2 separate regions of the Mus musculus genome follow, and region 1 is linked to region 2. The links are chromatin loops, found by intact Hi-C in ENCODE. Cell type or tissue: left cerebral cortex. All regions are shown on one strand. Each heading gives the region's core, and the rest is flanking DNA. Links, peaks and the distances in the headings are about the cores only.

Region 1 (10,396 bases), core at 3,080-8,079, 83 kb after region 2:
TAATTTTGCTATTGTTCTGAATTGTAACGTAAATATCTGTGTTTTCCAATGGTCTTAGGCAACCACTGTAAATAGGTATTTTGCAACCCACAGGTTGAGAACCACTACCCTTGAGCAAAAGGACCAGCTCTCCTTGTGTTATTTGTCCAGTTCTAGTACCGCACACAATGTTGGGCACCCAGAAGGCACTCGGATATTTGTTGAAGCTTGAAATAATGGGTTTGGGTTTCTATTGAGGGACGACATGCTGCCTTGCAGTCTGGCTTCATAGGAGATAGTTACAACACAGAGGCATTGCTGACGGCAACACATTCCTTCCGAGGAAGATTTTCAAGTGGGAGAAAAATAACCTTCCCAAACTGGCATAGAAAGCAAAGAGGAGAAGATGAGTTGTTCGTCCAACAGAGGAAATGCACATGATCAGAACATTCGAGAGCCGTCTGTGTGGGATGTGGGGAGATCCCACCCCCACCTAAAGCCATATGCCAGGGAGAAGCAGGGTAGGAGAAACTCGCTTTCTCCTCTTGAGAGAGGAGATCTTAATGTGGAGAAGGTGACAGTACCAAGTGAGCCTGGGAAAGAGGCTGGGAACGAAGCGCTTTTGATAGTACAGTCACATTCCTAGCCATCCCTTCTCTGTTGCTCCCTTCAAGGGGGTTGGCTCCCTTTATGCTGTGATTGGCGATTTTGAGTATCTACCAGGGATCAACTCTAGGAACAAGGGATGTCTGCCTGGTTTTTCTCACATTCAAGTTTGTCTGGCTGTGAGCATACATCTGGGTAAAATGAAAGTCAGCGAAGCCATCAGTAGGTTCTCTCTACTCAGATGGTTCTTTATAGTCAGTTCTTTCCACTCTCACAAAGCAGAGTTGAGAACCCCAAGCACTTACTGAAGATGTTCCCCTTTCAGCCCATCAGAGTCACCATGGCTATCTACTATAAGAGAGGCCTAAAAGCACCTATGATTCATGTCCCAGGAAATCCATTTCTAGGGCTTGTGTCTAGAGTCAGAAAGAAACTACACTGAAATGTGTACAAGACAAAACAAGAGGCCATTAACCTTCAAGGAAATATAGATCCTTAAAAACTGTTAATACCAGCTTTCCTAGATACTATGGATTGCTAGATAATATGGATAACGAAATTATCAGCATCTTTTCAGAGTCTTGAAAATGTCTAGTCATCTAACAGGCGGTGGTGGCACACAACTTTAATCCCAGCACTTGGGAGGCAGAGGCAGGCAGATCTCTGGGTTTGAGGCCAGCATGGTCTACTGAGTGAGTTCTGGGACAGCCAGGGCTACACAGAAATATCCTGTCTTGAAAAACCACAAAGAAAAAAGAGAAAAGAAAAGAAAAGAAGAGAAAAGAAAAGAAAAGAAAAGAAAAGAAAAAGAAAGCCTAGCCTTGCCAAAAGAAACTTCAGTCACAAAAGAAATATACTAAGAGCTTCCCTATTTGTCAGTAAGGAATTATTAGAGAAAAAGATGAGGTGAGGCAGACAGATCTCTCACTCTATGCAACATCTACGGATGAGGGTTTTAAAGAGCAGTGCAGAGCTCACATGAGGAAACTCACATGTTTACCGAGCATATGAAAGCAGATTCAAATAAACAGAGCAAATGGAAGAGCGCATTCCTAAAGGAGAAGACTGAATATTGTCAGTAGGATGTCAATTCCTTATAAATCAATTCATAGCTACCGTCTAATTCAGGCAGACATCATGTAACACTAACTTAACAAGCTATTTTTTAGTTTGAAAAAAAAATGACTCTAAAGTTCAACTGGTCTTCTAGTTGTGTCAGATACAGTGGCCAACAATTATTCTGGAAAATAATACTGACAGAGATAGTTGCACTACTAGACTTTAATATACAAATAAAAATTCTATAATTAAAACAATGTGGTTTAGTACTTGGTCAGACTGGAAGGAATAAATGGGCTAAAAATACATGCTCGCCTACAAGAATTTAGCGTAAGAGAGCCAGTGATTTAAATCAGTGGGGCCAACAAAAAAATTCCTTTCCTAATCAGAGCTGGAAGAATTAGCTATTAAGAAAAAGTTAAATTTCTCTTATGTCTGAGAACAAAACGAGAAGCCAGGACAAAAAGTTGAATGTGCAAAATGAATCCTCCAACAAGTAGAAGAAAATGCAAATGAGCAGATATCTAAAGCCAGGAACGGGAAGGATCCTGTAAGCATAAAAACCAAGAGAACCCGGCACACAAAGCTGATGAATAGGACCTAGCAAATAAGGCCTTCAATGCACCCGAGAAGCCATAAACGAATTGAAAAGACAAATGACAAACCCGAGAAATATTCTAGCGTTACACCAAAAGGTTAATATCCTCTTATGCATAAAGAGTTCTTATAAATCAATAGGGGGAAAAAAGGATAAATATAAATAGAAGAAAAGCAAAGGACAGGAATGTCAATAAATGCCGAGACAAACGCTGCAGCTCACTGGTAATTAAGGAAGTACAAAGTGAGACCGTGAGATACCATTACTCACCCACCTAACGGACGCCAACTTAAAAATTACAAAAGGCAGGAGTGGGGCAAAATGAGTGTTCACACTGCTTAAGGGGGTAGGGATAGGGGGTGAAAGAGCCCAGTTCTCCAGGGGCAATATGGCAATACAGATAGATCTTAATATATGCTATCTATCTCTGTTGTGGTGACTGCAATTTCCAGGGATTAATCCTAAAGAAATATTCCGGTGTCCACAGATATTTGTTCAATGCCATCTTATTGCAGTATGTTTCATAGTAAATTTGTATAGTATTAAATAACCATATGATCTGACTATCCAACAATAGGAAATTAAATAAAAATAACACATTAGCATAATGAAATGTAAGGAAATATAGCCTTCTAAGATATTTTTTTCTGAATGAGTAATGAATGACAAGGCAAAATCAATACAAGAGGTAGAAGGAAACAAGCCGGATATAAAATGATGCATAGTTCACCCTAATTCTGCCGAGGGTGAAACATAGTAGATTGTAAAATGTTTATTGTCTTTAATCTCTGAGTGGTAAGAGTATATTTGGTTTTTTTTTTTTCTGTCAAATTTTTCCATAAAGAACACTACTTTTATAATTGGAAAGTTACATAATTTTTAAAAGATCAAATCTGGGTGATTCTATTTCTAGAATTCCATCCAAACATGATATCATTTAACACTCAACCACCCCATAGCCTGGCCCTATTATTTTCATAGTAACGTGTACAACAGGGATCTTGGTGCTTAATGTGATAAGCCAAATATTGCCCTCGGAACTCAGCCTTGGATGATCTGCCCGTTACAAAAAATTTTGAACCAAAACAACATATAATATCCACCGCAATGCCACAGGAGAGGAAAACCATTTATCTATGCTAATGATAATGTGGGCTACCAGGCCCACAGCTTCTGCTAATGATACCATCTCTGCCATGAGGACCGAGCCACACTCAGCAATGGCATTTCCGTGGGCACCAGTTCTGCCAGCCTGTCGAGTTCACAGCCACAACATAGGAGGCTTCAGGGAAGGTGTACTCAGCCGAGTAGCTGCATGAGGCATGCTAGAATAGCATGATATTTGAGGGATTATTTTTAATGATGGAATGATATTTAACTTATACTGAATTTAAAAAGTAAAATGCAAAAATTCATATGTAAATATGACCCTGTTGAAAATGTAAACCAGTAGGTTGGAGGAAAATATAATGAAATATATTAATAATAGTTATCTCCAGACAATAAGTTTAATAAACATTATTACTTCAGATCTGAAATTCTAAATAGGTATCACTTTAAGTGTCAAAATATGTTCCATGCTAATTTTAAATGGTGAATATTTATTTAGTCCCACACCCCTCTTCCTCATCTCTCCCAAATGCCCTAAGGCCAAGTTCAAGGGTCACCTCTTCCTTGAAGCACTCCTTGATTTGTTCAGTCCAGGAAGTTCCAAATGAAGCTTTGGGATTAGACGGATGGTCCCACAGCTCTAAGGTATTTGCTGCCAAGCCTGACGACCTGAATTTGGTACCCAGATGGTAGGTAAAAGGAGAGACCTGACTCCTGAAAGCTGTCCCCTGGGTCCCACACATGTACCAAGGCACGCCCGTGCTCACCCAAACAGAGAATAAATATCCAAAGCAACAACAAAGTGAAGCTTCGACTGTCGCTTCAGAAACTCTCTCATGTGTCTCTTACGACAGCGTGGCTCTTGGACTGAACTCCTATCAAGATCCTACACCTCCCCTGAAGCCTCCTATGTTGTGGCTGTGAACTCGACAGGCTGGCAGAACTGGTGCCCACAGAAATGCCATTGCTGAGTGTGGCTCGGTCCTCATGGCAGAGATGGTATCATTAGCAGAAGCTGTGGGCCTGGATACTGGCTGCTGATCATAGCCTGACTGTCCAGGGTGAAGTAACGAACAAAACAAGGGATGATAAAATTCCAGGCAACACAGTAAATTAAAAAAAAACAAAACAAAACACTAAAATTACTTAACTGTTCTAACTTCTGGGCTTTAGTGATAAATACAGACTGTGATTTGAAATAATGAGGTACAGAGGGGAAATTTTTAGCATTGTTTATCAAGCTGATACCTGACAGTCACACGATGCATCTATTGTTTTCCATGTTTCCAGTTCCATAAAAGAATCAATATTAAGGTTAACTTTTTTTGAATGGGAAGGAAGAGTTAAAATAATTTATTACCTTTGCAAGGAAATGTTAGTGCCAATTAAACAGAACTGGGATATTAGTTATTCGTCAAAGAAGCACCCTACTCCTCAATACAATACACCTGGTTATCTTTCTTTTGCCAATTATATTTTCTTGTAACATTTACAATTATTTAAATTGCACTCTGGTTTCTTCCTTCCTTCCTTCCTTCCTTCCTTCCTTCCTTCCTTCCTTCCTCCCTCCCTTCCTTCCTTCCTTCCTTCCTTCCTTCCTTCCTTTCTTCCTTTCTTATGTCATGTCTCCTTATGGAAAGCATATGTTCCATGCCAATAAATTTATTTGGGCTTAATATTGACATGGGGTAGATACTTGATAAATATGTGTTAAGTAAATAGAGAAGGAACTGGAGCTGGAGATGGTAAAGGCTCACAGGACTGATAGAGTCTTTGACCAGAATCTCAAAATAGTAGAGTCAAACTCAGTGGTAAACTCACTGATGGGTTCAGCTACAGAGGAGCCCCTGGGATCTTGGGCTAGAGATAACTCACTCTTGTAAATGATTCCTTCAGATCCCAGTTTCAGGAGGACTGAGACATTTGAAAAGGAGTGAATATATATACAGAGAGCATGTCTGGCTGATAGCACTGGCTTGCACACAGCAAGACACCACGGGTAAGGGGAGACCGACCCATGACTCCCTTGTAAACAGCTCTCCAGCCCCCTTCTCTCCCTCTGAATAACACTTGCCGCACCCCAGACCTCTCTGCTTCTCTTTGAAAACAAATCTCTTTTACAGTAGTTGATGAGAAAATGCCCTCTTGTGGGCGTGACAGTGGACCACCTCCACAGTGCCACAGATTTCTGAAAAAATCTGGTCATTCAAGAGAATTCCGTCATTTGGGTTGAACATGCATTTTTTTTTTTTTAATTTTCAAATACCAACCTTTTGTTGAAGTGCAAATACATTTTTCTAGAAGCTATTAACTGATCCTCAGTTCATGTCTGCCGTGTCTAACTTAGCAAGTTCTGCTGATCAGCGTCGTCACAAAGATAATTATTCTCTTTTCTAAACTTCTGTGCAATTTGATAATGACTGGGTGACTTTTTTTCTCCTTCTAATCATCACCCAGAATCTGCCTCCTTTCTGCTCCCAGGAACCCATCACCTGAGATTGACAGGCAGCAATTGAAAATAATAAAATTATGTAAGATGAGCTTGTAATCACCTGCATTTCACAAGAAGCAAAATGCATTTTGCTCCGGTGGAGGAACAGAAAGTTTCTTCCTCATTTTAAATCTGTATCAGAGGTAAAGCCTTCTATTAAAACACAATTCTCGGGACGCTCACAGCCTCTGGCAGACTGCCAAGGAGACTATCATGGAGCTACTGCTGCAGAGAAGCAGTTTGTCAAAGGCACCAAGGATGCTCCCAAGAAAGAGGATGCAGCCTCCTTATTACATAGGGAGGGTTTTGCCTATACCTACCCCAGCTCTGTTGGCCAGTCCCACGCTCCTGCACATGGACAGACAGACAGGCAGGCAGGCAGACAGGCAGGCAAACACACTCACAGAGCGGGGTAATCCTTTTTATGATCTGCCACAGGAAAGAAAACATTGAGACAATTCTTCCCTCTTTCACTATCTTTTACACACACACTCACACACAGAGAGCCATCTTTTTTTACAAGAAGCCACAGGAAGGAAAACATTGAGACAATTCTTCCCTTCCACCATCTTTTACATACATGCATACACACAAACACAGGTACACGTGCACACACACACACATACACACACACACACACACACACACACATACACACACACACAAAGAAGGGGTTTCTTCCTCCCTCTTTTTACTTCCCCACCCCCTTTTACTGTATTGCTATTTTCATTATGATTATTAAATTGCAGCCTCTGCAATCCAACACTTGGTTAACTGCAACCTTTTTGCTGGATAGTATTTACAGGTTGCTGTGACCACCTCGGGGTCCAGTTATTTGACAACAGTGCCATGGTTGTGAGGGCAAGGTGCCTCAGCTTTGAAGCTTTCTTAGCTACTGTTAAGACAGTCTACAAACCCGAATCTTATTAAGAGCCCTAAAATGGAAAAAAATCTGGAGAATTAATTTTTAAGAGGAGTCTATGATAGCTGTGATGAACATATTTTTTTGTAGTAGATTATATGAAGCTGATTGGTTCCCCCCTTAAAAAAAAACTGGCTGTTTAAAATTTTCTCCTATCCTATGAGCTGGTATTTCCCTGTTTCTGTTAGTGTTAATATGGGCACAGCCATTTATTGTTCTTTCTAGGGACAAAGAAGTGGCAATATTATCCTTACTCTTACAGCAACATTTCATGCCTGGGTTGGGTAAATTTTCCTTCCAGTAAAAAAAAAAAAAAAAAAAAAAATGAGGACTATCTTCTCTCTCTCTCTCTCTCTCTCTCTCTCTCTCTCTCCCTCTCTCTCTTTCAAGACAGGGTTTCTCTGTGTAGTCCTGGAATAACTGGAAGTTTTTTTAAATTAGGGAGAGAATTGGTATTGGCATTATATTGTATTTTCAGGTGCTCTTTTTTTTTTGTATGTATATACTTCAGTTTCATCATAGTATACAGGTAATTATGTTTCTGATTTCTTTTAATTAACCAAGTTTCCATCATAATTAAACACTACTCTTTCAGCCAAACATATGATAAAGTCTCGTTAGAAGCTTCATTCTCAATTTTCAAAGAAGCGCTTTCTGTTTTTCCTAGGGCTCCTAGAGAAAAAAAAAAATCCATGCTAGTTTTTAAAACCTCACCTCCGTACCCAAATTCCTGAAAAAGAACAAGTTCTTCCCATGATAAGCCAGACTTTATGGTCCATGATCAGGCAGAACGGTGTACTGGTGGGTGCTAGGGAGACAGGACTCAAATGAGAGCCTGGACGGGATCATGGACAGTCAAACACAGGCTGGATTCCCAATCTGAGGTTCGCTTACTGAAAGTCTCTTAGCCAGCCGGTGGGAAAATGGACCAATGATTATCTTTCCTGGGTCTGATTCAGATACAGAGTCATTTCACACCCTGCTGAAGGGATCCCTTATCAAGTCGCACGGTTTACGAAACAACAGCTAACGTGGTCAGAGAGGAAGTTCTACTGGGTTTGCTCTTTTTCTATCCAGGGCAGCTGGAAGCACAGCAGAGGAACTCAGGAGACGATGCCTGGCTGTTCCTGGCTCTTGTGTGTGCTAGCTTGTTGGGACTAGTTCTGGCTCTACCTAGCCCATCTTAGAGTGATGGCCTTTTCTATGCCTCATGTGTCTAAACTGCAATCCATGAGCATTGGCCTAGATCTTTCGAGAAAAACAACAAAGGAATATACACAAAAGATGAGGCCACCATTTTATCAGAGGGGCATAAGGCAGTCCAGCCAGCTTCCAGCAGGGGAAGCAGCCACCTGTACCAGAGTCCCTACCAGTCTAGAAGGGTGAGCAGGATTCGAACAGGCAAACAGGGTAGCGGATCAAGGGGAGTGCAGGGGAGGTGGGACTGAGTTGCTTTAGTGAGCTAGCCAAAGGCCCTTGTTCAACAATGACCATTCTGAGCCTCCAGCTTCTCCAGGACAGCAAATCTCTTAAAAAAGTGGGTGTTTTTCTCTGCCATGGGTCTCCGTGTCCAGGCCTTGGCTTGCAGATCTGGGCTCTGTGCTTTATTCCCAGACTAAAGGCATCGACATAGCTAAGGAATGTTATCAACCAGTCCTGAGGATTCAAGCCATGGAACAAGATGCTGAGCTGGGGACTGGCTACCCAACCCCTCTGCCTGGAGGACATGGTGTCTGTCTGACTAGTTCTGTGGGTAACTGTCAGAATTATCTAGGGATAAATGGGTATATCAAGCTATTACAGCTCAGGGACATGAACATGTGAGGCTACCCACCAAGTCCTTATCGCCAGTGTGGTCACCAAGTAGCCTCCTGAGTGTGCTTTAGCTTCCTGCCGGGGTGATGTCTGCTCAGCAGCAACACAAGTGTCTAGCCCTCTGGTTGCTAGAGAGAAACAGCAACAACATGCCTTCAGCTCTGACTTTGTAGGAAGTCCAATAAGTCAAGTAAGAAAGTGTTTGGGCCAGGAAGAAAGATTGATTGGAAAAGTCACAAGAGAACTTGTGGAGTGGTGAGAATCTTTCATTGTGTTGAATGATGATCATGTAGGCATTTGTAATTATTGAAACTGGTATAATGAACATCCAGATCTATGAATTTCATTATATTGCCTCAACTGTTACAAAATAAATCAAACGAATACATGTCCAGTTGGAATTGGGGTGGGCTATACATATAAAAGTTGCCGAATTCTTGACCTTATGAATTCTGAAAATAATGCAATTAAAGAATTAATTTGGGAGTGGGCTGGGGAGATAGTTCAGTGGTTAAAAGCACTGGCTGCTCTTCAAGAGGACCTGGGATTGATTTCCAGCCAAGTTCATAACTGTATGTACACTCCAGTCTCAGAGGGACAAAGACCCTCTTCTGGCCTCCTTTAGCACTGCATGGAGGTGGTACACAGACATACAGACAAATACACATAAAATAAAATTTAAAAATTAAAATAGACTCATTTGGAAATATTTAGAAATCTGTTTCATCACAATAAAAATAACCTAGCCTTCTAGTTTTCTCAGTGTACAGTTCTGTGACCTTCTGTATATTCTCTTTGCTGGGTAAGGGTCACTACCAGCAGAACATTCATTTTTCCAAATGGAAAGTGTAAATCCATCAAACAGTAGCTTCCTGACTGCCATCGTTCTGTCTTTCTTCCTGTGAATACGGCTAATTTACGTACCTCACACAAGTACCCACACACAGCATTTGTCCTTTGGTGACTGATGCATTCCACCTACCACAATGCCCCTACATTTCACGCATGTGAGAGGATTCTCTTCCTTCTCAAGGATTCCTATTCCTCTCTTTGATGGTACTGCATCCTGGATGTTATTCCTTATTTTGCAGGTGCTATGGCCTGGATACTACTCCTTATGCAGGTACTGCATCCTGGATGCTATTCGTCTCTATGCAGGTACATCCTAGATGCTATTCCTCTCTATGCTGGTACAGCATCTACTGCTGGACAAGTCTATTGCTACCTTTGGACATCATGACTACTTCTGCTGCTATGAGGCACACTGGTGTAGAGGACCACTGTCCAGGTTCAGCTTTCACTTCTTTGTGGCACATGCTCAGAAGTGGAAATGTTATATCACGTGGTAATTCTCTGTTTAGCTTTTGAGAGGAGCCACTGTGTTTTGCACAGTGCCTGCCCCATTATGCTTCTGCACCAGCAGTGCGCGAGGCTGGCAGCTTCTCTACATCCTTCCTTACACCTGTTCTGGTTTTGTTTGTTTGATAACAGTTATCCTAATGTGCACCCAGTGACATCTCACTGTTTCTGACATGAATGTCCCTCCTCACTGCAATGTTGAGTATATTCTGTATGCCTAGCACACACTGACCAGTCTTCTCTGGAGGAGTGTGCTCAAATCCTTACCTCATCCTTTAATCATATTGTGGAGCTGGAAAACGGTTCATTGTTACCAGGAAGTCAGAGGATAGAATCCTCCCTCCTATCCCATGCTCAGTCTCTAGATGATAATTTTCTGTCCCTATTCCTTCTTACCCTGTTCTTGATCCCATGGGTCACATCTAGCACAGAAACAAGCACCAGGTGGTAAACTGCT
Region 2 (10,396 bases), core at 3,000-7,999:
GTTTTTTAAAAGCAAAAAATAAACCTAGACAACAATTCCCGAAATACCGAATAGGTTCTTAAATCAAAAAAAAAGTATGTTAAAGGGACTTCCGAGTCACAGCTGTTGTCTAAAACATCAACATTATGTCATCACTGTTAGATATTTCTTCAACTTTCACGGGGGCAGGGGATAGGGAGGGGGAAGATGATGGGTGATAATTAGTGATCTCTAAGCAGTGAGGACATGGTTTTCCTGATGCTGATTGCAGCTGTCAGAAACACAAAGCTAGGACTTAATAAAATGCAACCAGGTGGAAGTGTAAATGCACAAAGCACAATGCATCGCGTGCACTGAGATAAGCAGAAACCACAGTAGCAAAATGTTCTCCGTGCCTCGCAATGCTTAACCCGTAGCTTCGTCCTCTCCACCCTTTCTTCTGACCAGTTAAGAGTTCTTCACATTCTTCCTAGACTTCAGACGTCTGCTGCTTACCTCGCTTCTCCCTCTTCCCTAAAGACATCCCAGGCACCTGCCTCTGGGCATTCTTGTCTACCACGAATGTATCCCACTGTGTCCTTCCTTGCGGGTGCACTGTCTAAGTACCATCTCCTTCTTTTCTGCTTCCCTGGCCATGCTGTGAAATGCTACAAAGAGAGATTCTCAACCGCTGTTAACTCTTTGGTGGAAAGCTCACACTCTGCTGACTGTTGAAGGGGGCAGCAACAAGAATTTGCAGGTACAAGAGCATCACATAGAGCAAGACTCTTACAGTGCTGAGCCCAGAATAAACACACTCAACAATCCAGTAGGCTACTTCCCTAACGAAAGCCAAGGTGCCCTACTCATGTGTTCTCCGAACCTTGATAAGTCATCTAGAAGCAGCACATGGGGAAAGATGTGTCACAACCACAGCAAGGTTGCTCCACTGCACTTGTACCCTTACCTCCTAGGAAATGGCCCAGAGCCACCTTTGGCTTTAATGACCTTAGGGACATACATGTTCTGCTCCAAGTCCCTGCTGCCTGAAGATCTATCTCGCTGGATATGGATAGGGTACATTTGTAACCCCAGCGTCTGGGAGGCTGAACATGAAGCAGGGGATTTCCATAAGACTGAAACCTGCATGGCCTACATAGTGAGACCATGTTCAATTCTAAGAAGGTGTGTGTGTGTGTGTGTGTGTATGTGTGTGTGTGATTCTCTGTGTGTAAACCCATGTAAGAGTATAGACACATATATTACACAGAACATGTGTGTTCAGAAGACACCTCAGGTGCCCTTCCTTGGCGTCTACCTTGCTTGACACAGACTCTTGTTTTGTTGCTGCATAGAAGCAGGGCAGCTGAACTGCGTGCTTCTAAAGGTTCTCACATCTCTGCCTCCTGTCTCCTTGTAGGAGTTCTGGGACTGTAGACACATGCTACTGTTCTCAGCTTTATGTGGGTTCTGGGGATTAGATCACGACAGCCCCTCATGCTTGCAGAGTAAGATCTTTACCCACTGAACCATTTTCTGAGCCCAGAAAAGGAGTTGGATTTCTCAGACTGGATAATTTTGATTACCCCAGAGCCCAGGGCATATCACCAGACCTTCCAGCTACAACTGTCTGACAACCGTGGAGGAAGAAAATCACCACCAAGACTGGAAGTCCCACTTTACACCAGAAGAGACAGGCCCGTGAGTGGGATCCTTGCTAAAATGACTCCAGTTTGCAAATTCTTCATGAGTGGTGGTCATGGGCCCTATAAATCCCCCCAGTCACCCCAAGAAAGGGAACAGTGGGAGGGAGCAACATCAATATCACAGCCTAGCTAGCTGCAAGAGATCCTGCCACCCCGTGTTTGAGCAAATGCCAAGCAGGCAGCAACCAAATGGTAAGTTGGTAGTCAAGTACAACTTCATTCAGCACACACACCACAAAATACACAGATATTAAATCCTTGCAAACTGCTTTCCTTGGGCAGCCACAGTAGAGGAAACTTCATGCAGCAGGAGAGAAGAGTTTTTGAGAAAACCTGGCATGACCTCCTCTAAGCCTGATGCGACGGCTGGATGGCAGGGACCTGTGCATACTTGGTCCATTCAGTATGATTTTTCAGGGAATTTCTCTGAGGGCTCTGTGTGCTGTGTCACTTTAAACAGTAGAAAACGACAATCAGAAAGATTTTATGTCTATAGTCTTCATCCTCACTAAGGTCCTGCCTTGTGTCTTCCAGGGTAATTGTGCCTAATACAGTAGTCACAAGCCAATGTCCCTGTTGTGAACCACAGCCAGAGCTTTTGGTAGCATTTAGCAGCAAGGTATAGAACAGCTCAATAACCGCTGAAGGTTCTGGGCTGTGGAGGGAAATGTTCCAGAATGTTCCTGATTTGTTTTTCTAGATTTGCCTAAAGCATGTAGAAATCGAGGTGTTGGCTATAGAGGGTCAAGGTCTCTTTTCAGTTTTCTCCCCAACTTCATAGCCATTTGGGCTTCTCTCTGCTCTACAGGCCTTAGATAAAGATAGAGGTAGACAGAGACAGACAAACAGATCTCTCTCTCTCTCTCTCTCTCTCTCTCTCTCTCTCTCTCTCTCACACACACACACACACACACACACACACAGAGAGAGAGAAACTTCAAAGCCCAGTGACACACTTCCTCCAACAATGCCACATCTACTTGAACAAGGCAACTCCTGCTAATAGTGATCCTTTCTAATAGTGCCACTCCCCGATGACGAAGCATTCAAATGGATGACCTATGGGGCCCTTCCTTACTCTGTACTGGAATTCTCAATGACGATTTTTACATCCAGAACAACAACAAGCCCATTCCACTTCATAGTTGAGACTGAGAATTCATAAGATCGGTCATACGTACATTTACTTGACTACAACCATCTCACTATGCACAAGTATATCAAAAGGTTTTGTATACTTTAAATTTGGGGAGAAATCTTCAGATACTAGTCTGCAATCTTGAGTTGTCGTCCCATTCCCCCCCCCCCCCCCCCGCTTTAGGGTCCAATTTGTCCCCAGTACTATTCAGCCAGAGTTCTATAATTGAGAATCTTTACAGTAGTCTAAGCTCTCACCTTTTACCACTCTGCATACCAGCTCAGGTGGGCCTCACATCTGGACACATGTCAGCCTTGGCCTAGCCACTCTTTTGGGATAGCTTATATTTTTTCCCCTTTCTCATGGGGCTTCAAGGTTTAAATCTGTAGGACCCAGTGGCAGACACTCTGGGTTACAGTGACCTTCCCAGACACCCCAGACTCTGCGCCAGCCCCTCTTCTACGTGTGTGCAGTAACTGTAATTCCTTGCAGAGTAAGTTCCCTCCATATTCTGTAAACTGGGTCCACAGGCTAACCCTGTCTGGGGAGGTACCTCCTATAAGTCTGTACACCCAAGTGCTTTCAGGTCTACTCAAGCCCATGTGCACGGCCCAAGGGACAGGCAACTACTCTGTCCTAAGAAACCCTGGATCCCTGATCTGGCCCTGCAGGGGAGCTTTTGCACCAAGTATGGGAAGGAGGAACAGTAGACCAAAGGACAGTGTGCTGGAGAGGCAAAACATGATCAGACTGCCAGACAGAAAAAGGAGTGACTCTCCTTCATCCTGTGTCCAAGTGATCACAGCTGCCAAGAAAGAAATCAACTCAGCCAAGATTCCAGGCCTGACGGGATCCAGGGTTTCCTACCAGGAGAAACAGCACGGGGGAGGAGCGACTATGACTAGGCACTAAGTTGTTAGAAAGGGCCTACAGGTTATTTTTCCCCCTCTACCATATGAGACACTTGTGATTCTGGTATGGTTACAGAATAAATATAAATGTGACTCCCTGTTCCCAGTTTATAGGGCTGACTTCATGTGTTTCCAACAGGGGTATGGTATTTCTGACAGTCAACAATTTTCCTTGAAGCTGGAGTGTTGGGAGGGCCTAAGTCCCATCTGCCTCGCTCTCTGATTGGTTTGTCAGGCTTGGTGGGTATTAGAGACACACTTCTAAGAATATAACAGTGCATGGAGTGGGTGCAGGAACATCAGCCCACTTGCCTGTGTTCAAATAGCCATCTCTACCCAGAAGTGCCAGGGAAACTAGGCAAGAAGGAAAGATACTAGGGAAAGAAAGACACAGCACTGAGAGCTCTCTAGCCTTGTTCTGGACTCCCTATTATAGCAAAGTCCCTCCTTCAGTTTTCAAGGCACTCCAAAGCCCAAATCTTAATGGACGTTGGGAGGTGGATTTGTTGCCATATTTTGGGAAGGGGGTGGTGCACGGGTAGAGGGCTGGGGACTTTCTTTGTACCTATTTCCAAATTCAAGAGGACTTGCAAAGAACAGAGGAGGGAAACTGGTAATTTCAGCAATCCAGTGATGTTCTGGGTCTTAAATTCAGAGGTAGGACGGGATCATGTCTGTGCATATCATTGTTATTTTAGAAAAATGCATCTAAATGTTACACATGTTATTTCAAATACATCTTGTCTTGCAAAAATTGTCTGTGGTATGCAGGGGAGCAAAAATCCCAATGTTAAGATTGTTCTTACTTAGCTATACAGCTATACAGCTTAGCATATATTGACACCCTCTTGGCAATGAGTGTGCCCCTCCTATGCCCCAAGGCCTAGCAGGCACCGTGAAGGCATCCAGGTGGACAGAGCACTCACCCGAGTCCACACCATAGGTGACTGGCTGCAGTCAGGCACAGGAAACAGGCAGCGGCTCCAGGATTTGGTTTATAAGTAAGAACAAGCTTTGGGGGAAGAACAGCTGGTGTTGAGTCTGGTGCTAGGATTAGTCTGCAACGCTAATCACAAGAAGTGGAAAAAATTAGGAGGTCCTGCCTGCCAAGGAGGTTTTCAAACACATGCGAGTGAGGCAGGCATGGTGGGATTAGATTCTCTCAGCGCCAATGAAGTAGGTGTCCGCGAGTCACAGCCTGCTTCTGAGCTGCATACCCCAGAGCTCTGGTTACCATACAGTAGAAAAAAGGGCTACCACCTGGCTGAGGGTGTGAGGCCAGCAGAGGGGGTGTGCAGCGTGAGCTAGATTTCCAGCGCCTTTCTCTGATGCCCTGGGGGAAGCTGAAACCAATGGAGAACAGGAGAAAGAAAAGTCCACAGACACAGGAGAAGAGGCTGCTACCTAGGGCAGAGGATGGAGAGCGCTGGACAGCTTTACATGAGACGCCATTCAGGATGCTCACTAAAGCAAAGTGGGAAAATGCAGTAGACGGCAGAAGGCAAAGCCAGACTTCAGCAGCAGCACTGTCACTGCTGGACCAGTGAGTGACAGCAGTGGCCAGGACTCTGCTCAGTAAGAGCAAAGCAAAGCGTGGCTGGGGATTCCTATGATCTCCTGTGACCACCCTTAAAGGACAACTTCCAGTTTCCTTTAAAAATGAGTTTCCAACAGTGGCCCAGTAGCCTAGTGGACTGTGACAAGTCACGAGCATCTGAGGTTAGGGACTGTGGGGAAAGAGGCCAGAACCCCAGGGGATGAAACAGACACTCTGTCTTTCCTAGATGGGCCAACAGGAGACAGACACAAAAGACTCCCCGCTGTCAAAATCAAAGTGGTGACATGTCTTCAGATACTAGTATGTAGATGGAGCCGAGGGCATCTAGAGTGATAAGCCCTTCTCCAGCTCCTGAGTGACCACTAGGTGCTACTCACTGTATTACCGCATGACCAGGATACCACCAGGGTCACTCTATCACTAGGCTACAGTGAGGGGTCATCCACACCACTGTCAAGCCTTAAGGAAGAATAAGCCCTGTTCTCTAGAGAGAGAGCGCAGTAGTTCCCCCCCCCCCCCACTCCCTGCAAGATCTCTTCAGTCCTGTCTCTTGGAAAAGTGCCCAAAGGGTATTCATGAGAAGTCATGTGCTTCTCAGCAGCTTGAGTTGGTGTGCTTAGATTTGAAAGGGATGCTTGGCTGGGATGGGCCTGCTGCCACACAGCTTCTCCTTAGGGTCACAAGAAGGCGTTCTCTCGGAGGAACAGCTGGAACAGATGTTCCTAACACCCTTTCCCGCGTAGCCCAGCTCCCCCAAACCCTCATTTTGGTGTTGCTATTTGCTTCTACAAAATGTGGAGCTTTTCAAAAAGACGTTCAATTTCCTTTGTTGCTATTCAGTTGCCATAGTCAATTAAAATCTATCAATGCCCCTGAATAAATTTGTGCTAGGTGAAGAAAGAGGCTCGGCATAATCTCTCGACATGATCTCTATTACCTTATGTTACTTTAATAGCTAGAGTAATAGTTTGTTATTAATGGAATTAAGCAATTTAGCTCAAGCTTCCCAGAGGTCTTTTAAGACAACTATTATAATTTGTATTCTCAGATTTTCCATTGAGTAGACGCCATGTGTTTTACATTACTTGCTAATGTTTCGAGAGATAGCAGTAGTATATTTAATATCTGGCTTTGTTTAATGATTCTAACTCTCCTTCAATGTAGGTAAGTGCTGCTGGAATTCTGAGCAGTTGAAAAGTCTACATTGTACAAAAAATTATCTTGAATATTATTCAGTCCAATTTTAATTTGTACCTCCACTTTGCCATCTATCTGTCCTTAAGATTTGATCCAAAACTCTGTGTGTGTGTACTTCTTTCTCAGTTTTCTCAACAGAAAACAATCTCCAGTCCTTAGCAAGAAGGCCGGAAGACAAAGCACTTGCTTCTAGTGCCACACAGACACATACATGTGCACACACACACACACCCGCTTGTATCCACCGCTCACGCTAATTTAGCATATTTGAATAGAGTCGTATTTAAGCAAGGATTTCAAAAATGTTTTTTGATGGTTGCAAAACCTGTTTTTAGAAGAAATAAATGTATTCACTGCATTATGAACAGCTTGAGAAAACAAGATCTTACAATGTACACCATCTCTGTATTTAAATAGTTTCATTTCTATTCATGAGCTCCTTGATTAGATACATGGAAAATATCATCAGTAAAATATGAATAATTCTGACAAATTAATAGCCGATTTTTTAAAAATGAAAATATGTGTAAGCCCCTCATTCTCATTAGATGAAGCTGCCATCGGGGTATATGAAAATTGTGGTCTGCCAAGCCATGCTACACCAGGAGGCAGAGAGAGCAAAACCCCTGGCCTGGGGCCTCCTGGGAGCTTTGCTGGCAGTAAAGAGGTAGTGCTGCTAGTGGGACCAGGCTGGGACAAACTCAGCTCCACACTTGTGCAGCACTTCCTGCCATTATGGGGGGCGGGGGAGGCAGGACAAGATGACTGAGCTATGAGATGCGGAAGCAGAAAGGAACCTTGGAGAGCGGCTTGTCGAATGGCCCATTATGCCTTGGACTCTTTCCACCACGGTGGAGGAAAGAGAGGTGGAAGGAACTTGCTCTTCAAGGTTACACAATAACCCGAAAGAGGCGGGGCTTGCATGCCAGTTTGTGTGCTCAGAATCTAAGGCTATTTCTACAGACTGCAAAAGTCCCATCAGGTGTAGAAGTGCCTGCATCTTGCCAGTAGCTGTGATGACCCAACAGGATAGGCATGTTGACAAAAAGACCGGTGCCTTTGAGGAGAGGAAGAGGGCTGCAGCCCGGAAACTTCTCAGTGCCGAAAAAGGAACACTCATTTCAAATCAAAGACTGCTGTGCACTTGGCTTTAGCTCCCACTTTGTGAACTTGAACATGTCAGCTAATATTTTTCAACTCCTTTTGAGTCATCTGTGAGAATGGCCCAACTTGACCGAGTTAACACAAGACACTCAAAAGGTTATTCCCAACATTCAGAGAGCAGAGACAGGTGGATCTCTGAGTTTAAGGGTAGCCTGCTCTACACAGTGAGTTCTAGGCCAGACAGAACTACTCAGTGAAACCCTGCCATAAACAAACAAAACAAAACAAAACAAAACAAAACAACAAAACAAAACACAGCACACCAGTGAAGGTGATACAGAGTTCTTTGGGCTTCACCACAGAGAACTCATTCACACCAGTTCTCATTAAAGGACGTAGTACAGTACAAAGTCATGGAAAGACCATAGAGAGTTTGGCAGAAGGGTTTGCTCCTCCTGCTCAACACACCTCTTCCTTTGGGACATCAGTTGCCCTGCCAGTCAGCCTTTGAGTTGCAAATGCACTATTCCCAAAACTCTGGGCTATCTCTTAGAGTCTTGTATAAGCATTTCCACAGAGAGCTTCAGCAGACCTCTCTGTTCCTCTTAGCTCCCTGTTCCCATTCCAGAAATCCCATTGCTACAGCTCATTTCTTAAACCCAGGACTATCTTGTGCTGCCAGGAACTGAGGGGAATCCTTTAACTCAGATATCAGGCCCAGTCCGCTGAGACCATTAGGACGCCAACAGCTGGTACTGGGTGGCTGCAGCTGCTTTGGCGTGGGGTGGGGTGGGGTGGGCAAGGCTGGTGGCCCTAGTTGTATGTAATGGAGGAGGCTATGAAAAGTTTCTTTTCTCTTCTATACCTAGAAGTGTGGCCAGTGGAGCAAAGGGAGGGAACGGCCTATCCAATGAGGGTGGCAGAAGCAAAGTTCTGAGCAGAGAAAACAGTAAATGACAGACATGGTGTTGAGGAGAACCCGATCCTCTGGTGTGTTCTCAGCACACGAGAAACAAGTGTATTTGCCTTGTCTTACAGGCAATAAGGGAATCTAATCGCATGGCGGGGCCAGTGAGTGGGATGAGCAGGTAGAGGCTGGGGATCTCAGTGGTTACTTGGGCTAGAATTGGCAAGGGCCTGTGGAGAAAGTCAAGAGCAGCAGGGAGTGGAGAGGAAGGAGCTATAAGGCACAGGTAGGAGTTGGATAGCCAAGAGACTGCGAGTGGCACAGAGATGCAGGGAGGGGAAGCTGGACTATGCCTCGGTGATCCAGGTCTGAGGAGGTGATGCTGCCCTTCCTAGGAGGGGGCTTTGGGACAGAGGTGAGTCCAGGCAAGTCTACGGCACCGAAAGGGCACTTTGGTGTGTGTGTGTGGGGGGGGGGGTGGACATGCGGGGCAGGCACTTAGGGACGGGTTTGGGAGTTGCCAGTTTATAGGTGTGGGACAGGAGATCAATAGTACTTGAAGGCTGGAAGAGAGTGATAAGAAATCCAGACCTGCAGGGATAAAAGAGGCCACCTGAGCCTAAGAGGATTAGGGACTGATGGCTTGCACTGGAGAAGCCTCACACCTGTACAAGCTACCACTCTGAGACTCTGGGGTTTGAAAACTTAGTGCACTGAAATCCCCAGCCCAGTCACTCACCAAGGCTCTTCGGGACCCCTGTACTTCTTTCTTGGGGGGCTTTTTTCCAAGTAGGAGACAAATGGCTAGAGAAACTTGTTCTGGGTCACCATGCAGCACCAAAGTCCCTATTGTTAGGGTACTGTGACAGTGTGATTTGGTGAGCTGGGGCCAAGGTATGCCATTATGATCACACCACACAACAGATCTCATGCAAGAGTTTTATTACGGGGAGTGGGGATGACCAAAAGGTCATCTCAGAGTAGAAGCACGAGAGAGAGAGAGAGAGAGAGAGAGAGAGAGAGAGAGAGAGAGAGAGAGGGAGAGGGAGAGGGAGAGGGAGAGGGAGAGGGAGAGGGAGAGGGAGAGGGAGAGGGAGAGGGAGAGGGAGAGGGAGAGGGAGAGGGAGAGGGAGAGGGAGAGGGAGAGGGAGAGGGAGAGGGAGAGGGAGAGGGAGAGGGAGAGGGAGAGGGAGAGGGAGAGGGAGAGGGAGAGGGAGAGGGAGACAGAGAGAGACAGAGAGACAGAGTGAGAGAGAGCAAGAGAATGAGGGAGTAAAAAAGTGGGTCCTGATGGGGTTGTGCTTTGAAAAGGTACATGTGTCTGTGGCTGGTGCTGACCTGGCTGCGGCCACTGAGCTGCAGAGGGCAGGCTAGGGGAATGCCTGGTTTCTAATACCTGTAGGAAACCAGTGCACCTCCTGAACCCTCAGGTTCTAGAAAACACAGCTCAGGAGATGCTATTACCCATGCAGCCTCCTGTCACAGGGCTTGGGGCATCTGTGCAGCGAGGGACCATGTGAAAGGAGCAGGGAAAACATTCTGTGCCACTAGGGATCCTCTGCCATACAGGGGTCAATAGGCTTCCATGAACAGGGATGGAAGCTCTTCACCCTGGGAACAAAGTCAGAGAGTTTCTCTCTCAGATCTGATGTAAGGAAGGAGGGAGGGGGAGAGCTCAGCCAGTCTCCTGGATTAGCCTAGGCAGCCTTCCAAAGTCTGCAGGGACCCTCCTGACCCAGCTGCTGGCATAGGGGAGGCTAGGCTGGGAGCCCATCCTTTTAACCAGCCCTGAGGGGGAACTAGTGCATAAACCAGCCTTGTATTGAACGACTGCCACTCTGTTTACTTTCATAAGCCCCAACTTCCCATAAATCCAAGTCAGAATCAATCATCTTTTATGGAAGATATTAATGGCAA

Evidence for each region. Hi-C counts contacts between places; a loop is a spot of excess contacts. Peaks named below come from ENCODE experiments on the same cell type or tissue, not always from the same donor. Only the 100,000 strongest peaks of a DNase experiment are listed, where the experiment ranks them.
Region 1: a loop joins it to region 2, with 2.0 times the contacts of the local background. A loop is called at or near these places in 2 of 42 quality-filtered maps.

Annotation. Positions count from the first base shown.
Region 1 is chr12:5,353,190-5,363,585 of GRCm38, forward strand. All of the region lies in intron 1 of Klhl29 (kelch-like 29), which reads right to left. Among named protein-coding and RNA genes, the nearest start is that of Klhl29, 17 kb to the right of the region's middle. In left cerebral cortex, for the core only: a CTCF peak has its summit at 5,515 (motif pointing left); a DNase peak (open chromatin) is centred at 6,053; H3K27ac peaks cover 494 bases.
Region 2 is chr12:5,269,873-5,280,268 of GRCm38, forward strand. All of the region lies in intron 2 of Klhl29 (kelch-like 29), which reads right to left. Among named protein-coding and RNA genes, the nearest start is that of Gm51980, 7.4 kb to the right of the region's middle. In left cerebral cortex, for the core only: CTCF peaks have their summits at 5,019 and 5,629; DNase peaks (open chromatin) are centred at 3,686, 3,938, 4,849, 5,893 and 1 more place; H3K27ac peaks cover 2,626 bases.